Regions from separate parts of the Homo sapiens genome. Here region 1 is linked to region 2. Evidence: read pairs that join two places in POLR2A ChIA-PET (ENCODE). Cell type or tissue: B cell. All regions are shown on one strand. Links, peaks and the distances in the headings refer to the core of each region. The heading gives the core; the rest is flanking DNA. Region 1 has its middle 17 kb from the start of GALNT1. Region 2 overlaps GALNT1 (polypeptide N-acetylgalactosaminyltransferase 1).

What was found. Peaks named below come from ENCODE experiments on the same cell type or tissue, not always from the same donor. Only the 100,000 strongest peaks of a DNase experiment are listed, where the experiment ranks them.
Region 1: POLR2A ChIA-PET joins it to region 2 with 6 read pairs; 3 of 35 experiments call an interaction of 5 or more read pairs at or near these places.

Annotation. Positions count from the first base shown.
Region 1 is chr18:35,559,713-35,569,444 of GRCh38, forward strand. No RefSeq gene overlaps it. Among named protein-coding and RNA genes, the nearest start is that of GALNT1, 17 kb to the right of the region's middle. In B cell, for the core only: no CTCF peak of the experiment used is centred there; a DNase peak (open chromatin) is centred at 5,309; H3K4me3 peaks cover 696 bases; H3K27ac peaks cover 807 bases.
Region 2 is chr18:35,686,825-35,696,556 of GRCh38, forward strand. GALNT1 (polypeptide N-acetylgalactosaminyltransferase 1) reads left to right here. Exons shown (of 12, transcript NM_020474.4): 6 at 192-362; 7 at 2,349-2,466; 8 at 4,188-4,368; 9 at 5,357-5,496. It overlaps LOC105372064 (a long non-coding RNA gene), which reads right to left. Exons shown (of 5, transcript XR_935377.3): 4 at 9,392-9,515; 5 at 3,252-3,619. It overlaps LOC124904285 (a long non-coding RNA gene), which reads right to left and starts at 107. Exons shown (of 2, transcript XR_007066342.1): 1 at 1-107. RefSeq lists enhancers at 2,033-2,082, 2,103-2,152. In B cell, for the core only: no CTCF peak of the experiment used is centred there; no DNase peak of the experiment used is centred there.

The DNA.
Region 1 (9,732 bases), core at 4,045-6,544, 130 kb before region 2:
AGGACACCTAAATACAGGCGCTTAAGCAAAATAGAAGTTTATTTCTCTAACACATAAACACTGGTTAGGCACCGCTGGTTGTTACGGCAGCTCTGTAATAATCAAGGATCCAGGGAATCGCTAGGTTCTAAACTGGATGCACCAAGAACAAGTTTTGTTAAACTTGCCTTGGTTTCACTCTTTTGAGATGGTTTCTATGCTGGTAGGTCAGTAAAATGTGTACTTACCAAAAAGCTATTGAGAAAAAGATACATGACAACCATGCAGATTTGTCCTGGGTACAAGTACAACTAGGTGGAATAATAACTGGTTGAGCAATCACACCCAAAGGGTATTGAGTAATGCATCAATATCAGCTTCAAAGGAAACTTCAAGAGGTGTGCCTTGATCTGGCTCAATATTTTTATCAGTGATTTAGATGTATACACAGTGAAGTACTCATAAAATTGACAGATGACATGAAACCAAGAAAGATAGTAAAAGCTAATGAAGACAGAATTGGGCCAAAACCTCTTGCTGCCTAGAATGGCAGGCTGCATCTAACAAGGTGAAGTGATAAATGTGTGTTCGTGAACTCAAATTTTTTTTTAAAAAACAGACAAAACAAAAACAAAACTCCATGCAACTAGGTAAAAAATGGGAGAAAAATGAATTTGTTTTAGCTATGGAAAAGAATTGGGGTGTTTTAGGTGACAGCTCAAAATGAATCAACAGGGCAAAGCTAGAGCAGCTCTGGCTGACTGCATTAATGGAGTGACTGGAGGGTATGGCTCTGCTAGCAACATCTGAAGTGGCAGTTTCATGCCACAGTGTGAAAGATAGAGAGGCATGTCCTGGAGAAGGACCAGAGGTGACTTGAAACTGATCTCAAATATTGGAGGTCTGTTCTGTGGCACTCCTACCCTACATGGCTATGGCCATGACCCTTCCATCTGGCTCTCACACTCCACTCCACTCTTTTATCTGACTATCCACCTGCTCCTAAGCTTCAGCTTGGCACTTTGCTCCTGTTGTTTGTCCTCACACATTGGTTCCTCCTGCTGCTGTCTGCTTTGAGAACACTCTTTTCTTAGTGTCAAGGAGACTGGATGATCTCAAGAGTAGAGGAGATAAGTGTGAACAGTGAGAATGGTTAGGCCCCAAGCATCTTCTCTTAAAGGGGGACCTTTTCTGACTATCAATGCATAAACTATCAATGCATAAAAGAAGGTAGTTAAAAGTGGCAACTTTTTAATGTGCAAATTTCTCCAAACTGTAGAACTTGCTACGCTTTTGAGGACTAGTTTATAGTATAGGGCAGTGTAGAGCAGTTACTTTAGATACGTTCTGTACTTGTATGTTTGATACATGTACAGAACACACTGCACCACATTATCATACTACTGGCCATCATACTCTCTAGTCATATATATAAAATATGACTAGAGACAGAGAGCTAAATAAAAAGAACCAGGCCAGGCCGGGCACAGTGGCTTATGCTTGTAATCCCAGCACTTTGGGAGGCTGAGGCGGGCAGATCACCTGAGACCAGGAGTTTGAGACCAGCCTGGCCAACATGGTGAAACCCCATCTCTACTAAAAATACAAAAATTAGCTGGGTGTGGTGATGCACACCTGTAATCCCTGCTACTCAGGAGGCTGAGGCAGGAGAATCGCTTGAACCTGGGAGACAGAGATTGCAGGGAGCCAAGATCATGCCATTGAACTCCAGCCTGGGCGACAAGAGCAAAACTCCTTCTGGAAAAAAAAAAAAAAACAAACAGGCCAGCAATCAATGGGCATAAAGTTTGGGTTATGCAAGATCAATGAGTTCTAGAGATTTGTGGAACATCGTGCTTATAGTTAACAATACCACAATACCATTTTGTATGCTCTAAATATTATTAAAAGAGTGAATTTAATGTCTTTACCACAATAAAATAAAATTAATTAGGGAAAAAAATGCAGATCTTTCTTTCCTCCAAGGCAGGCATTCCTCCCACAGCACCAAAACAAAAATCAACCAGGCCAGGCATGGTGGCTCACACCTGTAATTCCAGCACTTGAGGAAGCCGAGGTGGAAGGATCACTTCAGTCCAGGACTTCATGGTCAGCATAGGTAACATAGAGAGATCCCATCTCTACAAAAAAATCAAAAAATTAGCTGGGCATGGTGGCATGTGCATGTCTGTAGTCCCAACTACTTGGGAGGCTGAGGCAAGAGAATCACTTAAGCCCGGGAGGTCAAGGCTGCAGTGACCCGTGATTACACCACTGCACTCCAGCCTGGATGTAGAGTAAGGCTCCATCCTCCCCCCCCCCCAAAAAAAAGCCAAGAATAATTTTAAAGGCCAAAAAGAAGTCCTAGAAATGGAAAATATAATATTTCAAGAATTAGGCAGAGGATCTATTTAAAAAGATGACTTCAACAACATTATAAACCAACTAGACTTAACAGACATGTATAAAACATAAATAACTCTTCCCCAGAAAACAACTAAACCTGCTGAATAAAAATTTAAAATATATGCACTTGGCTGGGCACAGTGGCTCATGCCTGTAATCCCAGCACTTTGGGAGCTGAGGCAGGAGGATAGCTTGAGGCTCAGAGGTCAAGATCAGCAACCTGGGCAACATAGCAAGACCCCCATCTCCACAAAAAAATTTTAAAATAAAATACATGTACTTATAAATGTAGCACTGAGCTTGCAAGGCAGTAAGGAAGCCTCACAGGTCAAAATGAAATAAATGTTGAAATCCAGATATGAAAGATAGCACTGAGATTGGCTTTCATCTTGAGGCCATTTGCCCAGCAATGGTGACCCTGAGTTTTCATTAGATGGTCCTTCGTGCTATGACAAACAGGAGCTAAAATCCAAGACCCGCCCAAAGTGCAGAATCTAAAAGGAGATCCCTGCATAAAGTTAGAAACACAAGGGGTATAGTGGCAGCATAATGATAGATTGCAAATAAATTAACCCTAAAGAAAAAAATTGTAAGGAAACTTGCCTGTCTTAACTTTGACATTGAGTGAAGGAGGAAAAATGCAGCCCTGATAATGTGTAATCCTAAGCAGGCCTCATATGGGTTTTGGCCTGAATTCAAACTACTCATTAGGTTTTAAAAATCTCAGTTTGAAAATTTAGAGTAATCTCAAGCATCCGCAGAAGCAAACCAAATCTTTCATGAAAGAAAATACCTTAAATTGAAGCCTCAAAGTTCCAAAGAATAGGAGCTCTCTGTCAAATATTATAGAATATATGCAAAACAAGGTAATGAGGCTGGGCGCGGTGGCTCATGCCTGTAATCCCAGCACTTTGGGAGGCCGAGGCGGGTGGATCACGAGGTCAGGAGATCAAGACCATCCTAGCTAACATGGTGAAACCCCATCTCTACTAAAAAATACAAAAATTAGCTAGGCATGGTGGCGTGCGCCTGCAGTCCCAGCTACTCAGGAGGCTGAGGCAGGAGAATCACTTGAACCTGGGTGGTGGAGGTTGCAGTGAGCCGAGATCGTGTCACTGCCCTGCACTCCAGCCTGGGCGACAGAGCGAGACTCCATCTCAAAGCAAACGAACAAACAAACAACAACAACAAACAAGGTAATGAGTGATAGCAGATAGCATACTCAATCTACAAAGATGCCAACTACTGGAATTAAATAGATACTAATTATAAAATAAGCTTGTTTAGTGGGTATATAGAAATTTAAAAAGGGGGAGTCAAAATTAAACTAGAGAGAAATAACTAACTAAAAGTAACCAAGCATAATTTTAAAGGACCAAAAGATTTTCTAGAAATAAAAAATAATATTTCAAGAATGAGGAAGATCAATAAAAGAAAGATGATGTACAATATAAACCAACAAGACCTAACAGACACAAATAGAACATTCCATTCAATAACAGCAGAGTATACATTTTTCTTAAGTGCACATGGAATATTCTCCAGAACAGTCCCTATGCTATGGTATATAACAAGCCCCAGTAATTTTTTTTTTCTTTGAGATGAAGTTTCGCTCTGTCGCTCAGGCTGGAGTGCAGTGGCGCGAACTCGGCTCACTGCAACCTCTGCCTCGCAGGTTCAAGTGATTCTCTTACCTCAGCCTCCCGGGTAGCTGGGACTACAGGTGCAAGCCACCACACCCCACTAATTTTTGTATTTTTAGTAGAGATGGGGTTTCGCCATGTTGGCCAGGCTGCTCTCGAACTCCTGGCCTCAGATGATGCACCAACCTTGGCCTCCCAAAGTGTTGGGATTACAGGCGTGAGCCACCGCGCCCAGCCAAGCCCCAATAAATTTAAAAATCAATTTTGAAATTATATGAAATAGATTCTCTGACCACAATGGAATGAAATTAAAAACTGATAACAGAAAAAAATTGGAGATGTTCACAAATATGTAGAAATTAAACAATATTCTTCTAAGTAACTAAAGAGTCAAAGAAGAAATCACAAGGGAAATTAGAAAATGAATGAAAATAAAAATGCAATATGCCGAAGTTTCTGGGATGCAGTGAAATTAATGCTTAGAGGGAAATGTATACTGATAAATGTCTATATTTAAAAAAAAAGAAAAAAATCCACATTAAGAACCTGATATTCTACCTTAAGATATTAGAAAAAGAAGAGCAAACTAAACCCAAAGAAGCAGAAGGAAAAAAAATCATAAAGAGTAGAGAGAGAAATAAATAAAGAATAGAAAGATAATGGAGATAATCACCAAAAGTTTCCTTTTTTAAAATAAGTTCACTGGTATCTCTTTCCTATTTATAGCCAAAGGAGACTTCTCTGTACCCAGAATCTCAGTAAATGACAGTAAAATACGATTTCCTTTCACCAATGCTCTCAGGTAAATGTTAGAAATTTCCCCAAAATAATGTTACTGTTTTATATTTAATGTAAATACTCTTCTAACCAAGCTCTAAAATTGTCACCTAAAGTTACATCATTATCCATTCATCCTTTTGGATTAAGTATTGCCCCCAAAAGAGTCATTGATTTGAAAAGATTTTTAAAAATTGACAAAACTTTAGCTAGACTGACCAAGAGAAAAAGATAGAAGGCTCAAATTGCTAAAATCAGGAATGAAAGATGAGATATCATTATTGATCTTCAATAAATAAAAAGGAATTTAAGGAAATACTATGAATAATTGCATGCCAACAAGTTAGGTTACCTAAAAGAACAAATTTCTAGAAACATACAAACTATCAAAACTGTCTCAAAATGAAAGAGGAAGTCTGAGCAGAGAGACAAGAAGTAAAGCGATTGAATTATCTATTAACAACAACAACAAAACAAATGAAGAAACAAACAAACCAAAAACTAACCACACAGAAAAGCCCAACCCACATGGCTAAACTACTGGACTCTACTGAGCTTTTAAGAAAGAATTAACATGAGTTTTTCACAAACTCTTGTAAAAATTAGAATTGGTATATACTTCCCAACTTACTCTCTGAGACCAGAATTTCCCTGACACCGAAACTAGACAAAAACATCACAAGAAAGCTACAGACCAATTTTGAATACAGACTGAAATATCCCCATCAAAATACCAGCAAACTGATTTCAGCAGCATATAGAAAGGATTATACATCATGACCACGTGGGATTTATCACAGTATGTGAGCTTGGCTTACCATATGAAAATCAATCAATGTAACATGTCATATTAGTAGAGTAAGGGGGCAAAAACTACATGATCATCTCAATAGACATAGAAAAACATTCCACAAAACCCATCCTTTCATAAAAAAAAAAAAAAACTCTAGGGATAAAGGAGAAATTCCTCAATCTGATAAAGGCCATCCATGAAAAACACATAGCTAACAATGTATTTAAAGGTGAAAAACTGAGTATTTTCCCCCTAGGATCAGGAACAAGACAAGGATATCCGCTCTCACTGCTTCTATTCAACATGATATATTGGAAGTTCCAGCCACAGCAATTAAGCAAGAAAGAAACATAAAACATTCAGATTGGAAGGGAAGAAGTAAAATTATATAAAATCAACAAGATTGCAGGATACAGTATCAATATACAAAAAGCAATTATATTTCTATATGTAAGCAATGGGCAATCTGAACGTAAAATTTGGAAATATTATGTTTATAATAGCATCAAAAAGAATAAAATACTTAGAAATAAACTTAGGAGGAGTAAAACTTGTGCACTGAAAATTACAAAACATCATTGAAAGAAATTAAATTAGGGCCAAGTGTGGTGGCTCATGCTTGTAATCCCACCACTTTAGGAGGCTGAGGCAGGTGGATCACATGAGGCCAGGAGTTCAAGACCAGCCTGGCCAACAAAACGAAACCCCATCTCTATTAAAAACAGAAAAAATTAGCCAGTTCTGGTGGTGTGCACCTGTAACCCCAGCTACAACCTGGGAGGTTGAACCTGGGAGGTGGCAGTTGCAGTGAGCCAAGATCGTGCCACTGCACTCCAGACTAGGTGATAGAGCGAGACTCTGTCTCAAAAAAATAATAAATAAATAAATAAATAAATAAATAAATAAATAAATAAAATTAGACCCAAATCACTATAAAGACATCACATGCTCATGGATTGGAAGACTCAGTATTGGTAAAGTGGCAATAATCTTCAAACTGATATTCAAACTAAATACATCCCCTATCAAAATCTTAGGAATTTCGAAAGATTAATCCAAAAACTCGTATAGAAATGGAAGGGATCCAGAATAGCCAAATTATCTTGAAAAATAAGGATAAAATTGGAGCATTCACACTTCCTGATTTCAAAGCTTACTATACAGCTATAGTAATCAGTGCAGTGTGGTATAAGAATAGACATACAAATCAATGGAATAGAACTGAGACTCCAGAAATTACCCCTTACATTTACTGATTTTTGAAAAAGATGCCAAGACAATTCAAAAGGAATTTGTGTGTATCTGCACACGCAAAAATATTCGTTAGCAAATTATTAATCAGAGACACAATGAGATACTACCACCTCACACCAACTATGGTGGCTCTAATATAAAAAATGGAAGTAATATGTGTTGGCAAGGATGTAGGAAAACTTAAATTCTCACACATTGCTGGTGGGAATGTTGAATCCTGCAGCCACTTTAGGAAACAGTTTGGCAGTTCCTCAACTGATTAAACATAGAGTTACCTACTGCATGTCCCAGCAATTCTACTCTCATGCATACAAACAAGATAATTCAAAACTACACACAAACTTGTACATCTAAATGTTCATAGCAGTGCCAAAGTAGAAACAACCCAAATGTCCATCAACTGAAGCATGGTTAACAAACAGTGGTGTGGAATGTGGCATATACAATAGAATATTACCTTGCAATAAAATGAAATAAAGTACCCATGCAAAATGGATCTTGCAAACCTCATGCTGAATGAAAAAAAGCCAGACACAAAAGGCTACATATATTATAGTACTCCTTTTATATGAAATTTCCAGAATAGGCAAAGCTATAAAAATAGACAGTAGATTAGTAATTTCTAGGGGTTGGGAGACGAGGAGAATGGGGAATGACTGCCAATAAATATGGAGTTTCTTTTGCGGTTGATGATAATGTTCTGCATGTTAATGGTGGTGGTAGATGCGCAAATCTGTGAATACACTGAAAAACACTAAAATTCTATACTTTAAAAATTATTTTTGGTATAAGAATTATATCATCATAAAGTTTTATAAAATAATAATTGATATTAAAAACTCAAAGGATGAATTAGACTACAGGAAAGAATAAGTGAACTGGGATATAAATCTGAAGATATGACCCAGAATACAACAAAAAGATGCAGAGATGGAAAATATACAAGAAAAGTTAAGAGATATCAAGGATAGAGTGAGAACATTTAATAAGTCTAATCAGAGTTCCAAAAGGAAAGGAAAGAGAATAGGAGAGAGGCCATATCAGAAGAGATAATGGCTGAGTATTTTTCAGAATTGATTAATGATACCAATTCTCAAATTCAGGAAGTGCAACAAGTTCCAAGAATAACTTAAAAAGAAGAAAAGAAAAGAAATTAACACCTGGACATATCATACTAGTCTGCAGAACACCAAAGACAAATTGAAGCTCTTAAAAACGGTCAGGTGAAATATAAGTCAGCAATAAAAAGGAACAAATTATTGAAACACCCAGAAACTTGATTAGATTTCAAGAATATTAGGCTGAGTGAAAAGCCAAGGTACAAAATGAGGCATGAGTCTGTGCTAGTTGCCATAACAAAATACCATAGACTGAGGGGTGTAAACAATAAAAATGTATTTTCTTACAGTCTGGAGGCTAGAAATCCCAGATCAAGGCCCAGCAGGGTAGATTTCTGGTGAAAGCTCTCTTCCTGGCTTGCAGAAAATCACTGTTTCCCTGCCCTCATATGGCAGAGAGAATGAGAGAGAGGGAGGGGAGAGAGAGAGAGAGAGAGAGAGAGAGAGAGAGAGAGAGAGAGAAAAGTTCCCTGGTGTCTCTTTGTTTAACCTCATTAAAGGCTGTATTTCCAAACACAGTCACATTGAGTGTTAATAATACAGTCACATTGAGGTTAAACATAATTCAATTCATAGCATGCAGCATGATTCCAGTTATGTAATATTTTCAAAAATATAAAATTATAGAGATGGAGAGCAGATTAATAGTTGCCAGGGGTTAGTGATGGTAGGAGGTTTGGGTGTGGCTGTTAAGTGGTAGCATAAGGGAGATCTCTGTCATAATAAAATCATTCTGTATCTTGAAACTACTGAGTGATGCTTACAGAAATCTACACATGTGATACAATGAGATAGAACTATATATACACAATGTGCCAATATCAATTTCCTCATTTTGCCATTGTATTATAGTTAAGTAACATGTAACCATTGGGGAAAACTGCGGGGAAGGGTACAAAGGGCCCCTCTTTTCTATTTTTGTAGCTTTCTGTGAATCTGTAATTATTATGAAATAAAAAGTTTTTTAAAAAGCAGCCAGGAACAAAAGATAGTTTACTAATTAAAATTTTGGTCTGAGATACATGAAGAAATGGTTAGCAATTAAACCAATAAATTATCAATAAATATAAATATTATTAAACTTTCTAGAAGAAATAGAGTATATAATCTCCAAACTACTAAATGCATAAAAATAAAGTGAAAGAAAAAAGGCTGAATGACTCTAATTTTTTTTTTTTTAGAAATAGGGTCTCACTCAGTCTTCCAGGCTGGCATACAATGGTGTGATAGCTCACTGCAGCCTCAAACTCCTGGGCTCAAGCCATCCTCCCATCTCAGCCTCTCAGCTAGCCGGGACTACAGGTGCACGCCACCATACCCAGCTAAGTTTTTTATTTTTTGTAGAGATGGGGGTCTTGCTGTGTTGCCCTGGGCTCAATCATTCTTCCCACCTCAGCCTCTCAAGGTATTGGGATTACAGGCATGAGCTACCGTGCCTAGCCTTGAATGAATTTTTAAATTAAGGAAAGATGGAAGAAATAAAAACTGAAAACATAAGAAAAATAGAAACCATAAAAGTACAAGAAATAAATTCAAATATAATTAAAAGTAGAATAAGCTCAGTTTTGAAGACAAAATTTATTGTATAGATTTTTAAAAATCCATTATATGCCATCTTAAAGAGACATACCTAAAACAAGGCATGGAGAGTTGAAAATGAAAGGACAGGGAAAAAATATCAAAATAGAAAACTAGGTGTCTAACTGTATTAAAGTCAGATAAAATATTAATAGATGTTAAGGTGAAACTAAAGGATACAGAT
Region 2 (9,732 bases), core at 2,801-5,300:
ACTTGAGGAGGTCGAGGCTGCAGTGGCCCCTGATTGCACTACTGCATTCCAGCCTGGGTGGTGACAGAGTAGTGATACCCTGTTTCAAGGGAAAAAATAAAAAATAAAAACACTTACTATACAATTGTTCTGTAGTTGGCATTAAACAGGAATGTTTTGAAAGATTTCTTAACTTGCTTTTATGACATCAGGAGAACAGTGGTGTGTCCCATCATCGATGTGATCAGTGATGATACTTTTGAGTACATGGCAGGCTCTGATATGACCTATGGTGGGTTCAACTGGAAGCTCAATTTTCGCTGGTATCCTGTTCCCCAAAGAGAAATGGACAGAAGGAAAGGTGATCGGACTCTTCCTGTCAGGTAATTAATTTGTCAGACATTTTGCCTAAAGTGTTATTGGCAGAAGGTTGTGGAGCTTTGGGAATCATATCAAATGGATAAGTGTATTTTGAGAAACGTGAAGCATTCGTATACCTTATGGTAGTTAACAGCCATCTTTCACATATGTGAGTGTTTTAAAGAAGGATTTCTCCTCTAATAAAATTAGAAATTTTTGCTTATTCTATAAATCTAGTGCACATGAGAAATGATGACATGCGTGTTTTTTCATTCCTTTATGAACATTTTGCAAATGCGTCAGATCTGTACTTTAATTCAGTTATTAAGGATAATAATACTTAGCTTAATTAATTGTGTCAGTATGTGAAGATACTACCTAAAACTGGGTCCTTGCATTAAAATGTACAATTTTAAATTCAGACTTGTACCATCTGGATGACAGTTATTGACTGGTAAAGTTAGAAAAGCTTGTGTAAAACATAAAAATAGCTAGAATTGACACAAAATATAAAAAAATTCATTAATCCATTTATTCTCTGATTTTTTTTCTCTACTTGGTCATATATAGATTTTTTTTTCAGGATGGAATAAAAATCTTCATGCTCTTTTTAGAACATGAAATTGAGACCTTTGAGCTCTTCTGAGCCATCCTAGAATTTAGCCCCATTGTACCGACCTGCTACTTCTGTATTAAGAGTTCCTTCAGAACCAGGCTTCAGCTTTTCTGTTTTTGGGCCTCCTGCGTCTGCCTTCCCTTGAATTCAAGTTCAGTTCTGGCAACACTGAAGAGATTTTCCACTGACTGTGTGCTTTTTTCCTTAGCCTGAGTTCTTAGTAGTAGTAGTGCAAGGGACTTTTCTTCTCTTTAGCTGTTAGTGCAATTCACTATCTAAATCAGGGGTTCCTAAACATTTCAAAAATGACAAAATTTTTTGAAAATCTGGTGAAAGCTATGGGTCTTCTCTAATGGAGAAAAATGCACATGTACATGCAGAAGATTTAGCACACAAAAAACTCAGGTCAAGAAAACCCTGTATTAAATGATAATTCTGAATTTTGGCTGTTTCTTTTAAATCCTTTTCTCATTCTTTTTTTCTTCTAAAATCAAAATAAGTCCAAACCTTTTTTGGAAACAACTGTTTCCTCTGGAAAGGCAATGAGTACATTTTAGGGTTCATCTTAAAATATAATCTTCGTGGTATCTTTGGTCCCTGTAACTTATTTTTTTCTCCTGGTTGGAGTTTACTTTTTCTCCATACTTGTTCTTTATAAAAATCAAATGGGCTGATATTCATTTATTTAAATCTTCCTTCATTTCTTAATAATTTCTCTGCTTAATTTCACATGTTCCCACTCCCTTTGCATACCTGAGCCCTATTTTGATGAATTAGACTCCTCTTTTGCAGAAAATATACCACACAGTCAGGAAGGAACATATTGATTTTATTCTATATTTTGTCTCCTCTCCTTAAAGATTTCTAGTGGGTATTAGGAAAAGACCTCACTGTTTCCATCCAGTTTATCTTATGTATTTATACTATTTGCCACCCTTTAGAACATGGCATGGTAACTCTAACCTCAATCTACTTGGTTAATATAGTCAACTGCCTTGAAGTTGCTAGGATCTGTGGAGTGGGTGCACAGTCAGATGGAGAGGATTGTGAGGAACAGCTTTAATTTAAGGAGTTTGAGATCTAAACTCAGTTAGGACCTGAGGGCCAAGAAAGATAGAAAGTACTCTTAGGACTGTGACAGAGAGGGATGTCTGGGCAGAAGCATGACACAGCAAGTCTAGCAGTCAGCATGACCATGGTGCAGGTCATGTGTGAAGACCAAATAACACAGCATAAAACACAGAAAGCCCCTGGGGCGTATGAAAGTTTATGAAGAGTGTGAGAATAAGTACTTACTCAGTAGTTATAAATAGTTATGAAACAGCTTTTAAAAACAAAAACTGATTGATTGTAAATTTTAAATTGCTAATGGTATAGCATTATTGAATTTCAGGACACCTACCATGGCAGGAGGCCTTTTTTCAATAGACAGAGATTACTTTCAGGAAATTGGAACATATGATGCTGGAATGGATATTTGGGGAGGAGAAAACCTAGAAATTTCCTTTAGGGTAAGTTCCCTTAAAAAAATTTAATCTTTTATTTAACTTCAAGTATAGATGTGCATTGATTATTCATGTATCTCTACATAAAAAATAAAAATTGAATTTAATACAAGTTTAATGTAACTTCAGAGCCTTCAGTCCATAAAAAGGACTGATAGTAAGGGTTCATTATAAACTATTGAAGCAAATAATTTAGTTACCTTTGAAGTTCAGCTATAAAACTTACACAAGATTCCCTAGTTGTTTTTAATTTTTATTATTTTCAAGGAAGTAATTTAAGCTCTAAAAGCTAATATATAGTTTGGATATGCTACTTTGCTGCTTTACTCTCAAAAACATAAATTTCACATTTAAACATAAATTTCACATTTTGTAATATGCTTTTTATTTTAGTGTGAAAATTTTTTTTATATAAAACCTAGTCACTTTACCAGCTTTATATTTTTCAATAAAAATGCGAAAGAATTCTAAAATGACTCTAAATTAATTTAACCCAGTCTACATATAAAGTCTTTGCATTTCATGTTCACTAGAATCAACATATCGTTTAAATGGCATTGCATATTTTTGCAAATAACCAACTTTAGACACATAGCTTATTATAGTGGAAATCACACTGACGTGTACTGTAATCTGAACCAGCGAGCTCACTTTGTTCCCAGTGAATCGCTTTGCCTTCTTGTCAAAGAGAGGGTTGGACTCAATATCACCTTGGAGATCCTATCCAGCTCTAACACTTATAATCCTGGGAAAACTTGAAGGTAGGAACACTGAATATTTAACAAAATCAGAACTTTCCAAAATGTTATTTTAATTATAAAGAGTTATGAGATTTTTAACTTGGTGGGGGGAATGTATTTTGAAAGAAACAGAAGGATTTCATTAAATTAAGGATGTAAGCCCATACTTGATCATCTTTCTTCTGCCCCTTTTTTTGTTTTTATTGTTCTAACAAAGACAACAAAACATGCTTTTACTGTCTCACTGAAGAACTTACAATGGATCTAGTTGAGATTCCTAGGTTCTGTTTCATGTACAAGCCGTGACGCAGGTTTGGAGAGGGGTGAACAGATGAGCATCTGGCTGGTTACTCCATGGTCAGGTTTTGTTTGGTGGTTGTTTTTAACCATGAGCCACATTAATAAATACATTATACATTCTGCACACACAAAACATAAAATTTAAACATTTTATGAAACAGTATGTCCTTGTTAACAAGTACAGGTTGCAATTCATCAATTTGAATTTATGATTCTCTTAGGTATAATGGCCTGCAGTTAGAAAAATACTGCTCTAGATCCCATATCTTTTCTGTATTTAGCCTTTAACCTATGTTTTCTTTATTTTAATCTTCAACTTTTGGTTTGATCAGAACCCAAATTAGAGAAATGTTTCTCTTGAGGAAGCACTGGCTTTGTAACCTAACCATACAGCCGGAGCCCATCATGTGCCCCTGATTTTGCGAAATTCCAACTGTGGAACCCAATAGATGTCAATACTTTTTTAAAAACTATCAATGTCATATATGGTCTTTGCTGTTATTTTCAGATTTGGTAGTATGGAGGTACTTTGGAAGCTTTTTACCAGTAACTACAATATGTTCCATTTAAGTTTAAACAAAAGCCAAACCCCTATTTAATTGAAAAGAAAAATACTATGGGAAAACTAAGGTGAACATTTCCTGATTACTCAGCTACATGTTACATGGTCATCTCTGCTGTTTTCAGATTTGGCAGTGTGGAGGAACTTTGGAAATTGTTACATGCTCACATGTTGGACATGTGTTTCGGAAAGCTACACCTTACACGTTTCCAGGAGGCACAGGGCAGATTATCAATAAAAATAACAGACGACTTGCAGAAGTGTGGATGGATGAATTCAAGAATTTCTTCTATATAATTTCTCCAGGTTAGCGTTGTTTTGCATTAGAAATACAAGGCTGTACCTTTGTTGACCCTGATCCTGGAGGAGAAGTAAGAAGGTTAGAAGTGAAGCTTTGAGCAGAGGTGAACACCTGCCTCATAAGGTCATTGTAAGGAATGAATGAAATCACACACAGTATAGAAAGTGCTTGGCAGAATGCCTAGAATAATATATAATTAACAGTAATAAATTATCCAGGTCAGTGTTGCTAGCCCAGGTTTTGCAGATGTTCTATTTTTTTTAAAACCTAACTGCAACATTTAGTATTTATTCCTGTGAAGTTTCATCTTGTTAAATTTTCAGCCATTTTTCTAGCTTATATGACTTTTTCTTGATTCTTGGAGTTTTCATTCAACATAACAAAACCACTGTTTTTGCAGTGGGTCATGAACGTTCTCTATAAGCAGGCCCTCAATGCTGTCATAGGAGGCTTTCGTCAAGTATCACAAGGCCACTGAGAGCCCAAAACGTGCCACAGGGCCTTCTTTCCGGAAACTTTGCTATTCAGAGTTTTGTAGGAACAGTTGTTCCATCAGCTATAAGTCGGCCTGACATTGTTACTAGTCCATCCTTATTTTTTAGTTACTGCAAGACTGTCAAGTGGCAGGGTGCACAGTTCAGTGAGTTGTGTGAGAGAAGCCTGACTGCAAACAATTGCTCTGTTTAATATTTGAGCAAAATAGACCTTGATTTTTTTGTTTGTGCCTTAACATATATTGAAGTTTACTGATCCCATATCACTTATATTTCATTCTCACATAAATGTCATTTTTCTCTGAAAAATTAAAACACATTTTAATGTATTTTCCTTGCTTTATACTTTTGGTGGATTCATGGTGTCTCCACTTGTATAGTCACATATCACCCAGCTGATACCACTGTTCTGATTCATCTGGCTTATTAGATTCAATATATAAACATGTGTTACCTAAAACAACACTAATAATTCAGAGTCAATTATTTCTTTCAACAGGTGTTACAAAGGTAGATTATGGAGATATATCGTCAAGAGTTGGTCTAAGACACAAACTACAATGCAAACCTTTTTCCTGGTACCTAGAGAATATATATCCTGATTCTCAAATTCCACGTCACTATTTCTCATTGGGAGAGGTAAGAAATATATATATATATATTCTATGTGGTTATTATGTTCTTACTTTTTTATTAAAAAAAAATAGGAGTTAGTTAAACTTCCAATAAGGAAAGTACCTTCATGTTAACATTTAACTTCTCTTGCTTCCTTCCTCCTTCTTACCACGTAAGTCTAAACTATATTCTTTTTTTCCCATTCCTCCTCCCTGAAAGTTGATTTCCACTGAGTTGATGCGCCTGGAGATAAGCTGTGTACTGTGGGGTCTGTTTTTCCCTATTCTGTCTATAGTGATGTGTTTCCTAAACAGACTGCACCATCTGCAATTGTGGATCTGTAAAATCTGTATATATATTAAAAAAAAAAAGACTTCTTTGCAGGTCTTTGTGAACTTGTAATTATAAGATGGCTTTTAGAAAAAAATATGAAGCCAAGTAGGGAAAGAAATCCAACCTTTTTGTGATAGAAATCAATAGAAGGACAATATTTCCTTTTATAAGTCACAGCAGCAAATGATGATATGTGTAGACAGGGCCACAAGCAGGCCTACCCCAGGATTAAATCTCAGGAAAAGTGGCCTCCCACTCTGAAGAAGGTTGTCACTTCTTCAGTCCTTTCATTCATTCAACAAATATTTGAGTACCTCTAGTATATGACAAGTACTGTTTTAAGTACTAGGAATACAGCAATAAGTAAAGCAGAGATCCTGCTCTTGTTGATCTTACAGTCCATGAGTAAGACAGATTATGAAAGGCACACAATATGTCAGGTGGTGGTAAGGGCAGAAGGGATAGAGAATGACTGACAAGTGAGCGTGGGTAGTAGTACTGTTTTATGTAAGGAAGTTGAAAGAGTACGGAAGTTGAAAGAGTCCTGTCAAGGTGATTTTGAGCAGAGATCTGAAGAAAGTGAATGAGCAGGTCATACGAGTTTTTAGGGAAAGAGTATTCTGGGCACAGGGAAGAACAAGTATAAAGGTTTCTAAGATGACAATGTACTTAGCGCGTTCCAGAAACAGCAGGGAGACCAGTTGTCTGGAATAGAGTGAACAAGGTGGAGAGTAGTAGAAGATAAGGTCAAAGACAAAGTGAGGGTCAAATCATATAAAGCTTTTAGGTTATAGTGAGAACTTTGCATTTTGCATTTTATTCTGAATCAAATGGAAGCTATCGAAAGATACCAGCAAACTTCCACTAGAAAAGGATCACATTGTATGCTATGTGGAGAAAAACTATATGGAAACAGGAGTAGAGCTGGTGTATTGTTGAAGAGAGTAAAGGATTATGTCTGGTTTCTATCAAGCTTGAGACACTGACTGTAAAGTTGCCATTACTGAGATGGGAAAACCTACAGGAAGAGCAGATGCTCAAGGGAATCAACAGTAGTTTGGGACACATCAAATTTGAGATCCAAGTGAAGATATGAATAGGTCTTTACATTTAAGAATATTCACTTTGGGGGAGAGGTTGTGATAGAGATGTTAACTTAGGTTGTCAGCATATAGGATGGTTTTTAAAGCCACAAAACTGTATGAGGTCACCTGAGGAGGAGAAAATGTTAAGTATGAGAGAGAAGACCGAGGACAATGCCAGAGGGAATGCCACAGTTTAGAAATCATGGAGATGAGAAGGAATCAGCAAAAAAGATTGAGAAGGAGTAGGCAGTGAAATAGGAGAACCTAGAGAGTGGTGTCGCCAAGACTAAGGGAAAGACGTGTTTCAGGAAAGAGGAAGTGATCAGCTGTATCGAATACTGCAGAGAAATTGAGGAAGATGAGTACTTAGAATTGGTTATTGCATTTGGCTAGGGACATGTTATCAGTAGCCTATCTCACAGTGTTGAGAGAGTTCCCCATGGATGTTGTTAAAAACTCTGTTTTGAAGAGAGAATGGAAGAAGCAACATAGATGAATGTGTACAAGTCTTGCAAGGAATTTTCTTGTAAAAGAGAGAAGATAAATAGGTGGTAGCTGGAGGAGAATATGGGCTTAAAGGGGTTTTTATTTCTTTATTAAGATAAAACTGTGCTGATATGAGCAACCCAAAAGAGAAAATTTAAAGATGCAAAAGAAAGAGCCAACTTAACACCCATTAGAATGGCCACTATCAAAAAAACAGAGAATGACACATGTTGGCAAGGATACTGAAAAATTGGAACCCTTGTGCATTGTTGGTGTGAATGTAAAATGGTACAACTGCTATTTAAAAATAGTATGGAGGTTTCTCAAAAAATGCTCAAAAAAGAGAACTACGATATTATCCAGCAATTCCACCTCAGGGTATGTATCCAAAGGAAATGAACGCAGGGTCTGAAGAGTTACTTTTACTTACATGTTTATAACAGCACTATTCACAATAGCCAAGAAGTAGAAGCACTCCACGTGTCCGTTCATTCTGGCCCAGCTAGCAATGCTTAGGCATTGTCCAAAATTGGGTCAGTTCAAAGTAAAAAACTCCTCCTTCTTGGTTCTAAAGACAAGCTACAGAGTGACTGCTATAAATCGTGATACAACGTACAATGGAATATTTTTCAGTCTTAAAAAGGAAGGAAATTCTGATACATGCTACAACATGGATGAACCTTGAGGACCTTATGTTAAGCATAATACGACAGTCACCAAAAGAGAAATGCTGTATGATTCTCCTTATATAAGGCAGCTAGAATAGTCAAACTCATAGAAACAGAAAGTAGAATGGTGGTTACCAGGGCTGAGGGAAGGGCCTAAAGAAGAGTTACTTCATGGGCATAGAGTTTCACATTTGCAAGATGAAAAAGTTCTGGAGATTTGTTTCACAACAGCCTGAATATACTTAACACTACTAAACTGTACACTTGAAAACAGTTTAGATGGTAAATTTTATGTTATGTGTTTCTGCACCAGAATAAAAAGAAAGAAGGGATCTGTTGTTATGGGTGTCATGTATTTGGGTGGATAGGAGGTGAAATCTGTACACAAGTAGAGGGTGTTGGGTGGGGGTGGGAAGAAGAGAGGTCATCTCTTATCATGGGGAGGAAGGTAGAGGAATGGGAACAAGTGCAGGGCAGCTGTAGGTTTGGAGGTGGAAACTGGCAGTTTGTGGTGGAAGTGTGAGGACCTTCTCTTCTGGTGGCTTGTTTCCTCAGTTGAACACAAGATTATGGGCTGAGAGTGAAGAAGGTGTTGGTGAGGGGGAATTGGGGAAAGAGAAAAGGATGTAAAATAGAAATGTAAGATAAGGGAAAGCAAGTAGATCACTGAAGGAAGCCAGATGGTGGAGAGTTGGTGAAGCCATCTGGCCTGGTGTTTTCTTCAGTGCCAGGGCAGGCACAGACTTACGCATTTATCCTAACAGTTACTAAGGCTACTTCAGGATTGACTTGAGCTCCCTACCTCTGAACCTTGTTGTGATTTAAGGAATTTGTTTTCAAACAAGTGAGGGCTACATTGAGTTTCTTGAGCCTTTCATTCTCACTGATGCCTCATTAATGGGAATGTGTTTTCCTTTGCTGTGACCTCGTACTGGTCAAAGAAGGCCCAGGGTGAGTGGTGCGCCAGGGAAAGATTTCTAGCAGTCACTCTGCAGCTTGTCTTTAGAACCAAAAATGAGGAGTTTTTTGTTTTTGTTTTGTTTTTTTTGAGCTGACCCAATTTTGGACAATGCCTAGGCATTGTTAGCTGGGCCAGAGTTCGGGCGTGTGACAAAGAAACACTTGTCTGCTCCATGGTAGATGACTGCCAAGGCAAGCTTGCGTCTTACCTGCCTCTTGCCAGCTGGCTTCTGGGCAAGTCGCAGCGTTTACCCTCTGTGGCCTGCTTGTTATCGCCTTATTAACTTAACAGCTGGCCTTAAGCCTTGTACGCCCTTAATACCAGGCCACATCCTACAGGTTAAAAGTGTCATTTCTAGATTGGAGGTCATTCTTAAGAGTACCCACCATAGTGCAGCCCAGGGATCTTATGCTTCTGATCACAGCTTCACCCATGTGAGCCTTCCTTTGCTAGCAACAGTAATTTAGCCTTTCATAGATCTCTTCTCATGCTTCAAGGGTCCAGGGAAACCTGAAATCATAGGATTTTTCAGCAGAAAGGGAAATCAGAAAATGTAAATATGACTAGGGTAATAGATATAATTTAGGGCATCTGGCTTCAGCTAACGCTGACGTTCGTAGTTCCTGTAGGACCTGAACAAATGTGTTTCATTGTGGTATCTGATAGTTGTTAACTCAGGAGCTGAGTATTCTAAACAACAAAAAGTAAACAATCTAGACCTTTACTG